2 separate regions of the Homo sapiens genome follow, and region 2 is linked to region 1. A link is an interaction called in ENCODE POLR2A ChIA-PET data of the cell type or tissue named here. Cell type or tissue: Panc1. All regions are shown on one strand. Links, peaks and the distances in the headings refer to the core of each region. The heading gives the core; the rest is flanking DNA.

What was found. ChIA-PET counts read pairs that join two places held together with the same protein. Peaks named below come from ENCODE experiments on the same cell type or tissue, not always from the same donor. Only the 100,000 strongest peaks of a DNase experiment are listed, where the experiment ranks them.
Region 2: POLR2A ChIA-PET joins it to region 1 with 11 read pairs; 6 of 35 experiments call an interaction of 5 or more read pairs at or near these places.

Annotation. Positions count from the first base shown.
Region 1 is chr2:234,953,098-234,961,011 of GRCh38, reverse strand. All of the region lies in intron 1 of SH3BP4 (SH3 domain binding protein 4), which reads right to left. Among named protein-coding and RNA genes, the nearest start is that of SH3BP4, 5.0 kb to the right of the region's middle. RefSeq lists an enhancer at 7,893-7,914. In Panc1, for the core only: no CTCF peak of the experiment used is centred there; no DNase peak of the experiment used is centred there; H3K4me3 peaks cover 923 bases; H3K27ac peaks cover 4,000 bases.
Region 2 is chr2:234,663,691-234,671,604 of GRCh38, reverse strand. No RefSeq gene overlaps it. Among named protein-coding and RNA genes, the nearest start is that of LINC01173, 15 kb to the left of the region's middle. In Panc1, for the core only: no CTCF peak of the experiment used is centred there; no DNase peak of the experiment used is centred there.

The sequences.
Region 1 (7,914 bases), core at 1,612-5,611:
AACCAGGTCCCAACAAAGAGCCATGGAGCTGCCACTGGAAAAAGGAACTTCTCATATTGCAGTCTGTGAAAACGTCATTCCAGCTATTGTTCCCTGACAATGGCTGGGAAACAAAAAACAATGTAAGAAGAACATGATACGTGAGCCATGTAATTCTTACCAAGGATCTTCCTCCATACAACAACTTTCAGTTTTGCAAATCAGGCTGTTTCAAATTTGATTGATTTCGAAGAAACAGCTGTGTACAGAAGTGTCTCAGTGCGTAACACAGGGAAAAGGCCAACAAAAATGGGAAGAATCCAAAACCACGGAAAAATCCTACATTACACAGTGCAACTGAGCATTTCAAGTGTGTGCGCACGTGGCCCCAAACAGTTGCGTCTGCTTTCCCCCAATTCAGCAGTTCTGAAAATCACAGGTGGCTCCAATAAGATACACATATAAGCAAAAATGGGCACTAAGTGAACTCTTGGGATTCTGTTTGTGATGACTAGCCAGTGCCTGATCTCCTGATGTCACCCAGAGTCAGCACCCCCTCACACAGGCCTGAAATGAGACCAAAATTCAAAATTGTGTTGATGTCCTAGTCCCACACTGTAAAGGAGAGAACCAATGGCTGCTGCTCTGTACTGAACCGGAACAGAGCATTCCTCTTACAAACATTTGAAATATCGATTCCTCAAACCACAAGATAAAAACAAAAACCCAACTTGCTAGAGGGGATATTTGGGACAGGGGTAAGGAAACGTGAGACCAGACCACAGCAGGAAGAACCACAACCATATCTGTATTCACCACTTTGCAATGGGGCATAGGCCCTGGGCCTAGCATTCTACATGAATTATGTGTAAGTATTACATCAGCTCCAATCATTATTTTCAGTTAGATCTGAATACCGTACCCTTATTTCCCATTTATGCACAGGACACATACAAATATTTGACGGCACTTGTACATCAACTATGATTGTTAGCAGGATTTAAAAATGCTTAAATGTACATGCATTTTAATAATACTCCATTTATCTCTTAATCTTAAAGCTTTTAAAAAATCAAATCCTCGCCGGGCAAGGTGGCTCATGCCTGTAATCCCAGCACTTTGGGAGGCCGAGGTGGGCAGATAAACTGAGGTCAGGAGTTCAAGACCAGCCTGGCCAACATGGTAAAACCCCACCTCTACTGAAAACACAAAAATTAGCCAGGCATGGTGGCATGCGCCTGTAATCCCAGCTACTTGGGGGGCTGAGGCAGGAGAATCACTTGAACCCAGGAGGCGGAGGTTGCAATCAGCCGAGATCGTGCCATTGCACTCCAGCGTGGGCAAGAGTGAGATTCCGTCTCAAAAAAAAAAAAAAAAAAGTCAAATCCTCTTACAAAGGGCAACAGTGGAAAATGGGTAAACAAAGGCAAGGTAAACCTACCTGAATTAAAAATTAAATTGCACAGAACTACGGGGATGGCCACTGGACAGTATTTATAAGTAAGCCGTTTATTATTCATAGGGAGGAATTACTTCTATCATATATTGTAAGTTTTACTGCCAAGATGTCAAGAAGAGAATATTGGAGTTGTCACTACATGGCTGTATGAAGTCACCACCCTAAGTTTTCACCTTGTCCAGGCTCTCTCTCTCTCTCTGCCAGCTCTTTCATGCACTGGGCATGGTGTCTGAGGGGCTCCTGTGTATGGAGGATGCAGAGATAATAAAATGCAACTGCCCCCAAGCAGCGCCCTGCCTAGGGGGACAACAGACAGGTAAGAAAGCTAGGACACAGGCAGACCCAGGTGCAGGTTCCTCGGGTGTGTCTGAGAAGGCAGTGTGAACTGGGCCTGGAAGAGCAAGTGAGTCTGCTGAATTGAGTCTTAAGGACAAATGGGCCCCCCAGCCAGCCCTCCACAAAGGCTAGTGGGAAAAAGTTGCAGATGTTATGATCTGAGAAAGCATTTGGGGAAGGTCTTTTAACCAGCTGCTCCTGGTGATCAGCTATTCACACCCAATGCTTCCCTCTCAGCATCTGCGGCCACTCCCCACCGCACGGGTACCCCAAGGAGAATTTTCCGCCCCTGCTAGAATCCCAGTCCCTCTGACCCAACCCTGGCTCCCTCCTGCCCTGTCTCCACACCATCAAATACGGTCCAATTTCTTTTATCACCAACATTCTTCTGCGTGGCCTCCACTCTGTGCTATTTCTTCTATTATAGGAGTTTCTCCACTACCACAGTGACAGGGTTCCAGTCCTCCCGTTCATAAATCCTCCGCACATGATAGACTCAGAACTGTCCCGTCTGCTTTGAGCTCTCAACCCCCTCTCCCCCTACCCCCATCTTTCTCCTCCTTGACTTCAGGGCCCCGCAGGGCACTTGTTCTCCCATCCCAGCTGCTCCTCCACTGGCTCCCCCTTAGCCTTCCTGCCCCTTCTGGGGGTGATCCAGCAGTGTGATCCTGGCCCCTGCTCTTCACTCTAGGTTCCCATGTATGAGCTCTTCCACACTCACTGCCCAACTCTAAGGAAGTGAGCCCAGGACCGCCCTCTCTCAAACAGCCCTCCTCTGGCCAGCAGGACAGACCCTTCCCCAGACACCCCCCCAGGGCGAGCACCTCCTTGAATCCTGCACCCCAGGGGCCTCGTGTGCCTCTCCCCAGTCCCAGCCCCGCTCACCATGGCTGGCTCTGAAGTTGAATGACTTTTCCCTCCCACATGCTTACTGCCTCCAAGGAAAGCTCTCACATTTTAAAATAATTTTACTGGTAATTATGATGGAGAAAAAATAATCAGCTTATGTGCGCACCCAAGCTCAAGGACTCTTACAAAGTGTTCAGCTATGGTCCTTGGGCGGTAGGGTTTCTCTTTCCTTCATCTGGGTGGTCCCAGTAAGCCCCTCTGCTTTAATATCTGAGAACAGCTCATCACACCCACCCAGGGGGTCTGCCTGGCTTCATCCTGACCCCCTGACTTCCTGGAAGGAAGACTCTTTTCCTTTCTAGACCAGCAGAAGCAACCAAAGCCAAACAAGTATGTGGACCTCATCAGTGTAGGACACGTGCCCCTGGAGGAGGACAGACCTGTTGGGGGGAAGATGGGCTCCGCCTGCCTCTCCTAGCCCAGCACTTCCTCACCCTCTACGAGGCCTTAAGGAAAAACATTCCCTGCTCTGCAAGGGAGATCTCACCTCCTTGGGCTCAAATACACAGGGTCTGCCACGCCCTGCCCCAAACTGCACCCCCTCAGCTTTCTTCTTGAACAAATTCATCACCACATCCCTGGTGTTCAACGTGGATATACATTACAGTCACCCGGGAAGCTTTCCAAATCTACAGAGGTCTGGACCCACACCCAGACATTCTGATTCAACTGGGGATGGGCCTGGAACATGGATTGTTGTTTTTTTAAGCTCCCGGGTGATTTTAAAATGCAGCCTGAGTTTTGAAGCCTTCTACTCTTGCTGGCCAAATTCGGTTACTCAGTAGTACCCAAATCCTTTTTCAGTACTGCTCCTAGGCAGACATGGACCAAGCAGAAGTGAGGCCACAATTTCTTCCATTAAAGTGATGGGGGTGACGGAAGGGGAAGCAGGGGTGTCGTGTGGGTGGGCTCAGTGCAATGAATGGTGAGCAGGACCCAGCTCTTCTTGGCTCACACAGATTGTTAACTATTTAGTAATGTTCCCAGCCCAAACTGGCAGTTTGAAATCAGGCTGGGCATGGTGGCTTGCATCTGTAATCCCAGCACTTTGGGAGGCCAAGCTGGGCCGTTCACCTGAGGTCAGGAGTTCAAGACCAGCCTAGCCAACATGGGGAAGCCGGTCTCTACTAAAAATACAAAAACTTCTGGGCGTGGTGGCACATGCCTGTTGTCCCAGCTACTCAGGAGGCTGAGGTAGGAGAACAGCTTGAATCTGGGAGGTGGAGGTTGCAGTGAGCCGAGATTGCACCACTGCACTCCAGCCAGCCTGGGTGACAGAGTGAGACTCAAAAAAAAGAAAAAGAAATTAGCCATGGTGGGAATATTTACGTCACAGAAATTGGCAGATACTGCAATCGAAGCTCTGCTTTCTCCTCAGAGAGCAGGTTTACCGGCACACTATGAGCTCAGGGACCTCCTACATTGGAGGGGCTAGAAAAGCTTCCTGCCTGCTCATAAAAATGGGGCAAGGGCAGGGCAACATACCTCACACCTGTAAGCCCAGTGCTTTGGGAGACCAAGGCTGGAGGATCACTTGAAACCAGGAGTTCAAGACCAGCCTGGACAACATAGCGAAACCCCATTTCTACAAGAATTTAAAAAAAAAAACTACCCGGGCGTGCTGGTGTGCACCTGTAGTTCCAGCTACTCAGGAGGCTGAGGAAGAAGGATTGCTTGAGCCCAGGAGTTGAAGGCTGCAGTGAGCTATGATTGAGCCACTGCACTCCAGCCTGGGCAACAGAGAAATCTCAACTCAAAAAAAAAAAAAAAAGAGGCAGGGTTGTCCTCAGTTATGCAGATTTAATAAAAACTTGGAACCATAAAATCCTTTCAAAGGAAGTATTCTTCTCAATCTCTACAGAAGAGTTGGGCTAACAGGCTTCAGCAAAGAGAGCTCCCCTGAGATAAGCTTTTATTGCGCAGATAAGAATAATCTCATTAGTATGTCATTTATTTGATTGTAAAGAGGAAGGTGGAACCCTTATTGTACATTTACTTAACCGCCTTCCTATAATCTTAATCTCATTCTAGTGACCCCATGTGCCCAAACACCCTCTTTTCACGGGACAAGGAAAGACATCGTACCAAATCCTGGGTTATCCCAACTTCAAAGTCACAATCTTCCAAATAAACCTTGCTTCGCCCTGGTGACGGGGTGAGGGTTTCACGAACAAAGGTGCAAAATGGCTGCCTTCCATTTAGGCTGAGAAAGCGTCACATGTTTTAAAGATTTCATCACCTTCAGAGTACAAGCTATTTTCTAATTGTGTGAGGGAGGCTGGCACTCCGCTATTTGCATGCCTGTATCTTCAGGCTCCAATGTGTGACTGAGAGCCGTTTGTTTCTTTAATTTCAGCACCCCGGGAGATGTGATGACGAGCTCTGGACTTGGACAGATCCAGGTTCAAATCCCAACTCAAGCACTCATTAAAGTCTAAGGTTGGAGGAGTTTCTTAAATTCTCGTAGCTTCCCTGTAAAATGAAACCCCTGGTAGTTTTCGTGAGGATTCAAAAGGGCACACATGCAGCCTAGCATATGGTAAGCCCTCAACGAGTGGTACCTATTTCCATCCCTCAAAATACCCCAAACCTTAAATTAGAGGAATTCCATACAGCAATTCTACTTCCTCAAATCCATATGCTTCCTGATGACTTCAGGAGGCACTGTTCACCTGGAAGATGGGAGGCTGTGATGTTCTACATGGGATTTTACCCTTCTTAAAACACGGCACACAGCCTCTTTCTAAAGCATATTCTGCACTCCCTCGCCCTCTGAAGACTGATTATTGAGACTTTTTCCCTTTAGCGAGGTCACGGTGGGATCAGGTGCTGGGTTATGTAACACGTGGACGCCCTCAGGGCCCACCGAGGAGCTGGTTTCGGCTTCCTGGAGGATACTGAATCAAGTAGCTGGATTGTTCCCTGGGTATTTGGGGGCTAGATGAATTGTTTTTCTGTCACTGCTCCACAGGGTGGTGGCAGAATGTGAGGCTTCTTTCGTGCAAATAGCTGGGGAGCCCAGAGACCTAGCCCAGCTCCCCAGAAGCTGAGTGTAAACGTTGCTTGGCCTGAGGCTCGCTCCTGGCCAGGAGCAAAGCTGACCCGCGCACTGAGAGTGCTCTGAGAACTCTATTTAGTGATCGGTGACCTTTTCGGATTCCTGGTTGTCAGGCGGCTACCTCGCAACAGAGAAGACCTGATGCCCACCTCCAGGGCCTTGGGAAATGTCCCAGGGGCCTGAGTCCAATTTGCAGAAGAAAAATCACAACACAGCCCAATTTAGGTGTGCAATTTGAAAATAATAAAGCTAAGGGAAATCCACATGGCTGGCCAGTTGTAAACAGCAGCTCCTACTCGGTCAAAACAAGGCTGGTACCTGAAACGAGGCTGGAACTGGGAGGTCTGCCTGGAGCCAGGGTCCAGGGACGAGGTCTGCCAGGGCCGCACTCTGGAGCTCTCAACCTTGTTTGGGTCAAGGGCTCTGTAAGAAGCTCCCCAGGAAAAGAAAGCACACACACCTCCCACGCAATTTCAGGGGAGCCAGGGGCTCTTAACTGGCCAGGATCCCAGGATTTAAAACCAGGAACACCTCCCAGGATTCAAGGGCGTAAACCACATTCACCATTCGCATATCTTATGATCAGACTAGAATCCAGCATTAGAATAAGAAGAAAGTCTATTCAAGCAGCCCAGAGGGAAATAATTCCAGGCTGCCGGATTAGCAAACAAGAGCAAGGGAGAAAAGCCAGGAAGGTCCTCCCTCCACAGAGAAAAGTAAGAGCACAATACATGAACAGACAAGGCACCCGGTGAAGGATACTTTATCAGCATTTTTTTCAGCCCACTTTCTGGGTCTTTCCAAAACCCCCTCTTGAGCTGTGATCTGCAACTAGACAGACCCTGATCAGATCCACGTGCTGGTGGAAAGGACAATTTAAAAAATGAAACTATCAAACGACAGACGGTTACAGAAAGAGGATCTTCTACCCTGATTACTTTGTTGTTGTGGGGGTGGCATGGGTGCTTGGGGACAAAAGGCATGCTGTGAAGTACCTCTCCCCACCTGGGCCTTTGGTACCCAGAATTAACAAATGGCATGGGTTCTTATTTATTGTTTTATAAGATCACTAAAATGTAGTCTTGGGACAACAGGAAAAAAATAATAATAAAGCTCACAGAAGTGTCCTGGGCTTCTCCGCAGCCGGTCATTGTTCATTTAGTAAACAAGTGAGCCATACAAATCTCTAGGAAGCCAGGTTTGTTCAGTTTATGCGTCCTCCCAGAACTAACTGTTCTTTTGGATAAGCACGGCCCGGGCATTCCACAGACCCACAAACATCAGGCAGTGGGCAATCTGGGGTCCCGCCTAAATATCACTGCCCCCTTACTTTAAGAAATCCGCCTACAAGCAGAAAGCAGAGGTGGAGGAGGGGGATTGGAGAGCGCTGCCTCTTCCCAAGCTTCCCACTCTGAGGGATTTGGCCGAGTCCCGAGGGCACTGAGCAAGGAACCAGGAATATTGTCCTCAGGGCTCCACTGGACATTCCTGGAGTCTGTTTCCTGGGCAGGACGGCCAGGTGAGAGGCAGCCTATTACACTGCATGACCACTGCAATGAGGAACAGTAGAATGTTCCCCAGCGCCTTAAAGTACAGCCGCTGTCCATCCACGGATGTCAAAACGCTCTGCAAACCACCCATTAATTTTTATGGTGGCTTGAGAAGCAGATTGAGAATCATTACCTTCATTTTTACAAGGCAAGGAACCAAAACCACAGAGGGCGGTGAGGATCCAGGCCTCTCCCATCATTTCATCTGGGCCACGGATCTCAAGGAAAGCCCCCAGCCCACTGGGAAGGGGACTCGTGGCCAGCAGAGATTCTGCCCGGGTAGGGAGCAAGGAAAAAACCCAAACTTTGGAGCTCAGAGACGGTCACAAGGGTGAGAAGGGGCGGCTGCATTCAGGGATTCTCTGGTTTAGGCAAGAATGGCTCCAGTTCTAACTTAATGTTCAAATCTGCCAGGCTGTGACAAGGCTGGTAAAAAATGTGGGATTGGGGATGGTTTCCTGTTTGCTGTTTATATTTCTCTTTATCTCTAGCTTTCTGTCCTGAGCATACATTGTTTCTGTAATCAGAACAAAAGTTATGCGAACTTTATTATTATCACGGATAAATTCTATAGTTCCAATCTGCCTACTAACTTGGAAAGAATAAGCAGGAATACAATCTCG
Region 2 (7,914 bases), core at 2,433-6,432, 290 kb after region 1:
AGCTCGTGGAGTTAGGGCAGAGACAATACAGGGGTGTGGATTCTGAATGCAGGCTTCATCATGTCAAACCCATGCTTTCAACATCTTAGTGGTGGAATCTCCTTTTAAAGAGAATCTTATAAGAAAATTCAGGATGTAGCAGTCTGTGGCAGAGAGTCTGGAGCTGAGCTGGGGGTGACTGGGCCCTGCCTGCCGGGGACTCCTCTCCCAGTGGCGGGTCTGTTGGGGGCTTGGCAGGGTCAAGTCTGACCATAAAATATATGATGTTAATAAACAACAAGTAATTGTTACCCACTTTGCATAATGCACACTAGAAGCAAGACTTGTTTAACCTTCAAGAAGTGGCTGAAGGTGACCTGAAGGAGGCCTTAACTTGAAAGGCTCCTAATTGGAAAGCACACTGAGTTGGATAGGATTCCCACTGCCTCCCCCAACCCCCGCACTCCCCACATCTGCTTGCCATTCTTCAGAGCTAGGATCCCATGGCAACCTTCCCCCCTCACCTTTGCAAAATTAGTCCTAATCCATCTGCTCACTACCGGGGAGGTCCTGCTGCTTATCCTGCCTTCATCTCAGAGCTGAGTGCTGGCTTTGCAGCTTGCGACAAAGAGCGAGGGAATCAGTTCCCTGCAAAGACCAAACACAAGATGTCAAAAAGGGAGACCCCAGGGGGACGCAGCTGAGCCCAGCCTGGCAGCAGCCCACTCCATGTAGCAAAGAGGTGACCACGCCATTGCAGTGACACCTACTGAAGCCTTCCTGTGACTGAGCACCGTGGATTAGGAAGGCTTTCATATAGATTCATGTACTTATTCTTCCGAGAGATTCCCCTCTGGGCTTCTGGTTTGCTAAGCCCAGGGGTAGCCGTGTGTCTCATTTAAGCAGCATCATGTAAAGCCTAGGTCTGGCAATGGTAAAACAAGGTCACGTTTCTGTTCATGCTTCTATGTTGAGGATTACATATTGCAGTGAGTTGTCTTAATGGCAGAGCAGGGTACATTGAGATATTGACAGTCATGTGAGGACTCATGTTTTGTATAAGAAATATGTAGAATTTTGTTTTCTATAATGTATTTATATCTGTTTAATAATAAAAATGATGTCTATGTAAAGCATGAGCAAAAAATCGATGCTCTAGGGAAGGGTGGCACCTCCTATGTGAGTGTGGAGCCTGGACCCTTTCTACTGCCTGACTTAAAAAGCAAGGCAATATTTTACCTGGAATCCTTCTAGGCCCTAAGGAGCTGGAGTCTGAGTTGAGGGTGTTTTGCTGCTTGTTGGAACCACACTTTCAGCGACCGAGGGAAAGTCCCTGGATTCCACTTAAGGCAATCGTGTGCATTCAATACATAGTGGGGAGGGTGATTAAGAAAAAGATGAGTAAGACAAAAGCAATTTCCTTCAAGGATTTTATCATCTTACAAGGGAGTTAAGACATAGCCCAACTCATGGCAAAGAAGAGGTATTTTTTACTTTGCAAAATAGCACAGATTCAAAGGGAAGTATAATGGTGAAGTTCCAACATAGGTGCTGGGGACTTTTCAGAAGGGCCTGATATGAGGCTTACCCTTAGGTCCCCATAGGAAAGGGCAGCTTGACTACAGGTGCCAGAAAGAGGTAGGGTCCCATATGGAATGCACTGGAGGCCCAGTGGTGCCCATAGAGACACACACATTCATCTTCTTGGAAGCATATACACCCAAGAGGTTGAGGGTCCTGCTGTCTCCCGGAATCAGGCCAGCACCTCCTATAGTCAATTTGGAGTCACTGCCCCCTGTTGGTTGTTCTGCCTGGCAGATTCCTGATGTTAGCTCCTGTTTTCCTGGTTTGCCTCTTGGTGGCTTCCATTGGGATATTGCCTCTGCGCCTCTTGGACTGGGTCCAAGGTGTGCTCCCAGGTTTTCTGGTACACCATGTCCCCCAGTTTGGGTCTTGCTAGTCCATGCTCAGCAGTATCCCTGGAATGGCTATAATTTTTATGTAGGGAGAGGGTGGAAGCTGTGGTTGCTCTTCCTGGGTATGAATTGGCGCCCCACTTTTAGGGACAGAGGAAGCTCTTGGGAGGTCCACCAGTAGTGACACAGCACTGGCTGTTTAGGTTCATGGAAGATAATGGGGGCTATGTGGGAACGAATGAGGGGGAAGACAGTGAATAGATTAATTCATAGCCTTCCTATGTTTTTCTTGCTGCAGAGCCGGTTAACCTTTCTACAATCTCATGGGCCAACTTTGGCTTAAGTATCGAAGCAAGGCAGCCCCTGTTCTCACAGCCTCAGCTTACAGAAGCAGAGAAGGAAAAATAAAATCTAATAGGAAAAATAACATTGATCTGGTAGTAATTTGAATTGTAATTTACCATCATCGCATTTCCCCTTACTTTGAAGTGATTTTCCATGAATTTTTGTGTGTAGATGGAATTCTGTGTTCATTGTGTTCAATTTCCTTCCTTATTACAAAGTCTGTGGCTACTTGTGGAAAACTCAGGAAGAGTAATTTTGGCTTGAAGTTCTCTCCTTTTGCAAACATTTTCTAAAATGATGTGTTTTGCATACATATGATCTGGATGATTTTGGTAGCTTCTCTGCCCCTCCAAAAACCAGTTCAGTTTTGCTCATACTCCAGATTGCACGGTCTGAAGTTCACTTCCTGCCCAATGATATCTGTAAATTCTTAATCTTGCTTTCCCTTTCTTCCCATCACCCTGGGCCAAATACTAGATTTTTCTACTAGGCAGAAGCCCATTCCCCAGCAGCATGTTTGGAACTTGAATTTCTTTGGTGGAGGGACCTTGCATCGGAATTTCTTCATTTCCTTGCTTGACATGAAAGGTTTTTTGTTTTTTGTTTCCGTTTTCGTTTTTTTTTTTTTTTTTTTTTTTTGAGATGGCGTCTCGCTCTGTCAGCCAGGCTGGAGTACAGTGGTGTGATCTCGGTTCACTGCAACCTCCGCCTCCTGAATTCAAGCGATTCTCCTGCCTCAGCCTCCTGAGCAGCTGGGATTACAGGCGCACGCCACCATGACTGGCTAATTTTTGTATTTTTAGTAGAAACAAGGGTTCACCTCATTGGTCAGGCTGGTCTTGAACTCCTGACCTCGTGATCCGCCTGCCTCAGACTCCCAAAGTGCTGGGATTACAGGCGTGAACCACCGCGCCCAGCCGAAAGGCTCTTGTTAGCTGTGTATTCTGCTAAGGGGAAAGTTTCAACTTGTAACCCCGTGTGAAGATGGCGAATCCTTTTCTTTTTCAGAAGTCACTCCAATACCTGGTAGTCCAATGTCAGTAGGCATTTTTTCTGCCAGTGTTCAAGTATAAATGCTGGATAACGGAGAGATATTTAAAGATCTCCTAAAGATAAAACTAGCACCTGAGTCCTAGAAAGGAATTTGGAGTCAGCATTTCTATTGGTTCTTACAATACAGGTTTGAATTGAATCGTCTAAGGAAGTTTCCAAATTACATGTTTTAGGCCTCAACTCAAAAGCCGGTTTGGAGTAGGGCCTTGATAACTCAATTTTTCAAAACCTTTGTAGGTGACTTTTTTGCATGCTCTTAGTTCTGAATCACTGAAAGGTTAAACATTTCTCACTCTGCAGATGAAGAAATTGGATAGCTAAGAAATTAAATGACTTCGCTGATGTTTTTTTAATGGATATGGTGAATTGCTGATTGCTGGAGGCCCTATCAGGTGGTAAATACCATGAGGCAGGAACAGCCTATCCAGCTTCCAATCCTACTTCTAGCAATGTGTACCTCACTGCAGGTGTGCGGTAACCCAGAGTAGAGTGGAGGTCACACTGCCGGCCTGTGGCTGAACCTAGCTCAGAATCTTGGGAAGGGTGTGATCAAATGGAAAAGCATCTGTGTTCAGGGTTCCTCGCTTGAGGACCCAGGTGTGCCATTTCCCAGCTGTGTGAGCTTGAACAAGAAGCTTAAGTGTTTAGCCTCATATTCGTTGTTTGCAGCAACAGAGTTCTTGAGAGGATGAAATCACACAATCACCTTAAAATGAGTGGGGAAGTGCTAGATGCGTTATATAGACTTAATGAAAGCTATTTTCCTTTTTGTTATAATCCAGTGCTTTGTTAGCTAATATGTTTTGCCTATAAAATTTTTACATTCCCTTGCAATAAACATTTGAAGACTCTATTGAGATGTCATCAGGGCAAGGTGAATACTCTAGCCGACGTCTGGAATTTCTTATTACTTAGGATACAGACGATGCCTTTCAATTCATGAGCCAATTTCTCATCCTATCTAATTCTAGTTCCCTTCATTACTTCAAAAAATTTCCCCCTGAATTGCCAAAATGAGAACTTGACCCATTTATTTTTCCATTTGCTGTCTGAAGAGCACATTGCACTTCAATTTTCTCCAGCTTTATGGTTATGACATTTTTTCCTACCATCTTAATCACTATCAGCCTCTGCCGACATACAGTGAAACACTGGACAATTATAAATACCTGTGTATACAGATTGGAAAATGCTGATTTCAGCAACATCGGGGCTCATTTGCAAGATTTCTGATGACTTTTACCTCTCTCAGCAATTAAAATACAGCATTGCAAAATGGTACTATTGGATTCTGTCTAAGGTTTGTTGATCAAGGGACAACAATGGAAATGGTTTTGCTCCCTGGTGAAGCGGAGTATTCTCCTTTGGCCAAGACTTCTTTAGAATCCTGAGCTAAAGTAAAGAGGTGAGACCTGCTCAGCCTGCAGGATCACCAGTGGTTTTATTGACCCCACGGTGTCTTCCACAGCAGGAAAGTGGACTGTCCCACACCAAATACGACTTGGAGAAGGAGACCTATGCTCAGGATTTCATAAGTAAGCCATTGCCCATTTATCAAAATAACTTCTCCTATCTTCTCCTATTTCTGACCCCTTCTGTTCAGATAACAACCTAAATCCTATTATGAATAGACTAAAAGGAAGATTTGTTTATTGGTGTCTTCTTCCGGACAACCCATGATACAATTGGATATGAGATCCTAATGTGCCTAGGTTTTTCCTCCCGAATTTCAGTAGTATACATTGTCAGAACACCAAGAATTCTAAAAACAAGCTTTTTAGATTCTCCTTTTTGGGGGTTGGGGAGAATGGGCTACCATGAGAATAAATGTTGCTCATTCATTACCGTGGGACCCGTTTCTGAGATCCCGGGTACACATGGCAAGTGCACATTCATTCCACTGTCGCTTGGCTTCCTAATAAAGTGGGTGTGACGTGTTCAGGGCCCTATGACAGCTTTCCCTCATCTGTCACTCTGACACCAGCCTTCCATGGCTAGAATTCCTAAAATCAAGAACTAAATCTCTATACAACAATTAAATAATAACAGGATAAAATAAATGGTAAAGAGATAATTAAAGCAATGGAGGGAATGATGGGAAGCTACAATGAAAACAGACAAAACTTTAGGAAAAACAGAGGTGAATAGAAAAACGAAACCAAATGCAAAAGTAAAACAAATTCATGTTAAAGATGAGAAGGCTACAATCAAAGTGTCAAAACAGTAAGATAAACATCGTGAACTAATTGAGAAAACAAACCACTTCAAACAGATAGATAGAAACAAAATAAAATGCTAAGACCAGAAGCTTAAAGAGCAGACTGGGTAAAAATAAACAAACTGAAGTAAAACTTTATAAAATAAAAAGACAAAGAAAGAAATCAAAAGATAAAGAAATAGGCCAGACATGGTGGCTCACGCCTGAAATTCCAGCACTTTGGGAGGCCAAGGCAGAAAGATTGCTCAGGAGTTTGAGACCAGCCTGGCAACGTAGTGAGACCTTGTCTCTCCAAAAAATAATAATTAAAAAATTAGCCCACTACAGGTGGCAGTGCACACCTGTAGTCCCAGTTATTTGGGAAACTGAGGCAGGAGGAACACTTGAGCCCAGGAGATGGAGGCTGTAGTGAGCCATTTTTGTGCCACAGTGCTCCAGCCTAGGCAACAAAGTGAGACCCTGTCTTTCAAACAAAATAAAGAAAGAAAAAGAAGGAAAGGGAGAGAGAAAGAAAGAAAGGAAGGAAGAAAGAGAAAGGAAGAAGGAGAAAGGAAGGAAAGGAAGGGAGGGAAGGAAAAGAGGGAAGGAGGAAGGGAGGGATAGAGAAAGAAAGAGAAAGAGAGAGAAAGAAAAAAGAAAGAGAAAGAAAGAGGAAGGAAGGAAGGAGAGAAAAGAAGAAAAGAAAAGAAAAGAGGGAGGGAAACAAATCTCCAGCTTCCCATGGCCTTTGAATGCCTCCCTAGGCAGGCTGATGCTCAGCTCTGCGAAGAGCTTGGGGTTTTCCTTTGTGTTTGGGCATCAGCAAGATCAGCCACCCCAAAACAGAGGATAGACAGGGTTTGATTTTTTAAAAACCATATAGTTAAAAAGGAGTCAAATTTTGACTTAGTACTCAAACAGACAACCCCTTAAACCCTGAGAGTTAAAATTAAAAGTCCACGCTTAGTGGATAATATCAGAGATGTGCAAAGATATGCCCAGACCCATGGTATTAGCCAGTCTAGAGCCAAATCTGTCCATGAGAAAAAAGGGCATCCTGTGGGTGCTTAGGAAAATCAATCTGAGCAGTGTCACTCAGATGGGGACAAGTCCACTTACTGTGGTGGAAACATGGAGCAATTGTCCTTTTTCCTGTCATCACAACCATGCTTTCTCTCAGAAGCCTGCTAGCTGGAGAGCTTCCCAGCTGCAGCTCATCTTTCATCCAAAGCACTACCTACAGTGCTGTTTCCAGGACCAGAATCTTCTCTGACTCGGAATCCTCCAGCAGCCAAGTCCTGACACTGCTCATGGAGCTCCTTCCGCTGACTGTGGTGGGAAGAGCTGTGAACCCCTAATGATGTGGTCTTGGCCTGAGGGCTGTGTGGGTTGATCTTGGGTGGGGTTTGGTGTTGACCCTGCCCTGACTTCATGGAGAAGCACCCCTGCTTCTGCCCCTGTGCTCAGGGTGTGTCATGGTAGCCCCAGGCTCCAAGCCCTTCCCCAAAATGGGCTCCTCAGGACTTGGCTGAGTAGCTTTCTGTGGAACCCAGGACCCCTGCCCTTTTTTCACACCCCAGGCTTCCCCAGGAGATGCTATGAGAGTTCATGTGGGTCCACTTGGTGTTCTTTGAGAGACATGGATGTACAAAGGCCTTCAAACTCTTCTTGAGGCACATTCATTATCGGGAGAAATTCACCCCCAATATTTCACGTAGGTTCTTCTCTATTTTCCCTAAGTGCCAGCCAGTCTGAGAAATAAAGGGAAAGAGTACAAAAGAGAGAAATTTTAAAGCTGGGCATCCGGGGGAGACATCACATGTTGGCAGGTTCCGTGATGCCCCCTGAGCTGTAAAACCAGCAAGTTTTTACTAGTGATTTTCAAAAGGGAAAGGAGTGTATGAATATGGTGTGGGTCACAGAGATCACATGCTTCACAAAGTAATAAAATGTTACAAGGCAAATGGATGCAGGGCGAGATCACAGGACCACAGGACTGGGGCGAAATTAAAATTGCTAATGAAGTTTCAGGCATGCATTTTCAGTGATAATATCTTATCAGGAGACAAGGTTTGAGAGCAGACAACTGGTCTGACCAAAATTTATTAGGCGGGAATTTCCTTGTCCTAATAGGCCTGGGAATGCTACGGGAGACCAGGGCTTATTTCATCCCTACAGCTACGACTGTAAAAGACAGCCATCCCCAAAGCAGCCATTTTAGAGGCCTCCCCTTAGGGACGCATTCTCTTTCTCAGGGATGTTCCTTGCTGAGAAAAAGAATTCAGAGATATTTCTCCTATTTGCTTTTGAAAGAAGATAAATAAGGCTCTGTTCTGCCCAGCCCACAGGCAGCCAGACTTTAAGGTTATCTCCGTTGTTCCCTGAAAATTGCTGTTATCCTGTTCTTAAGGTGCCCAGATTTTG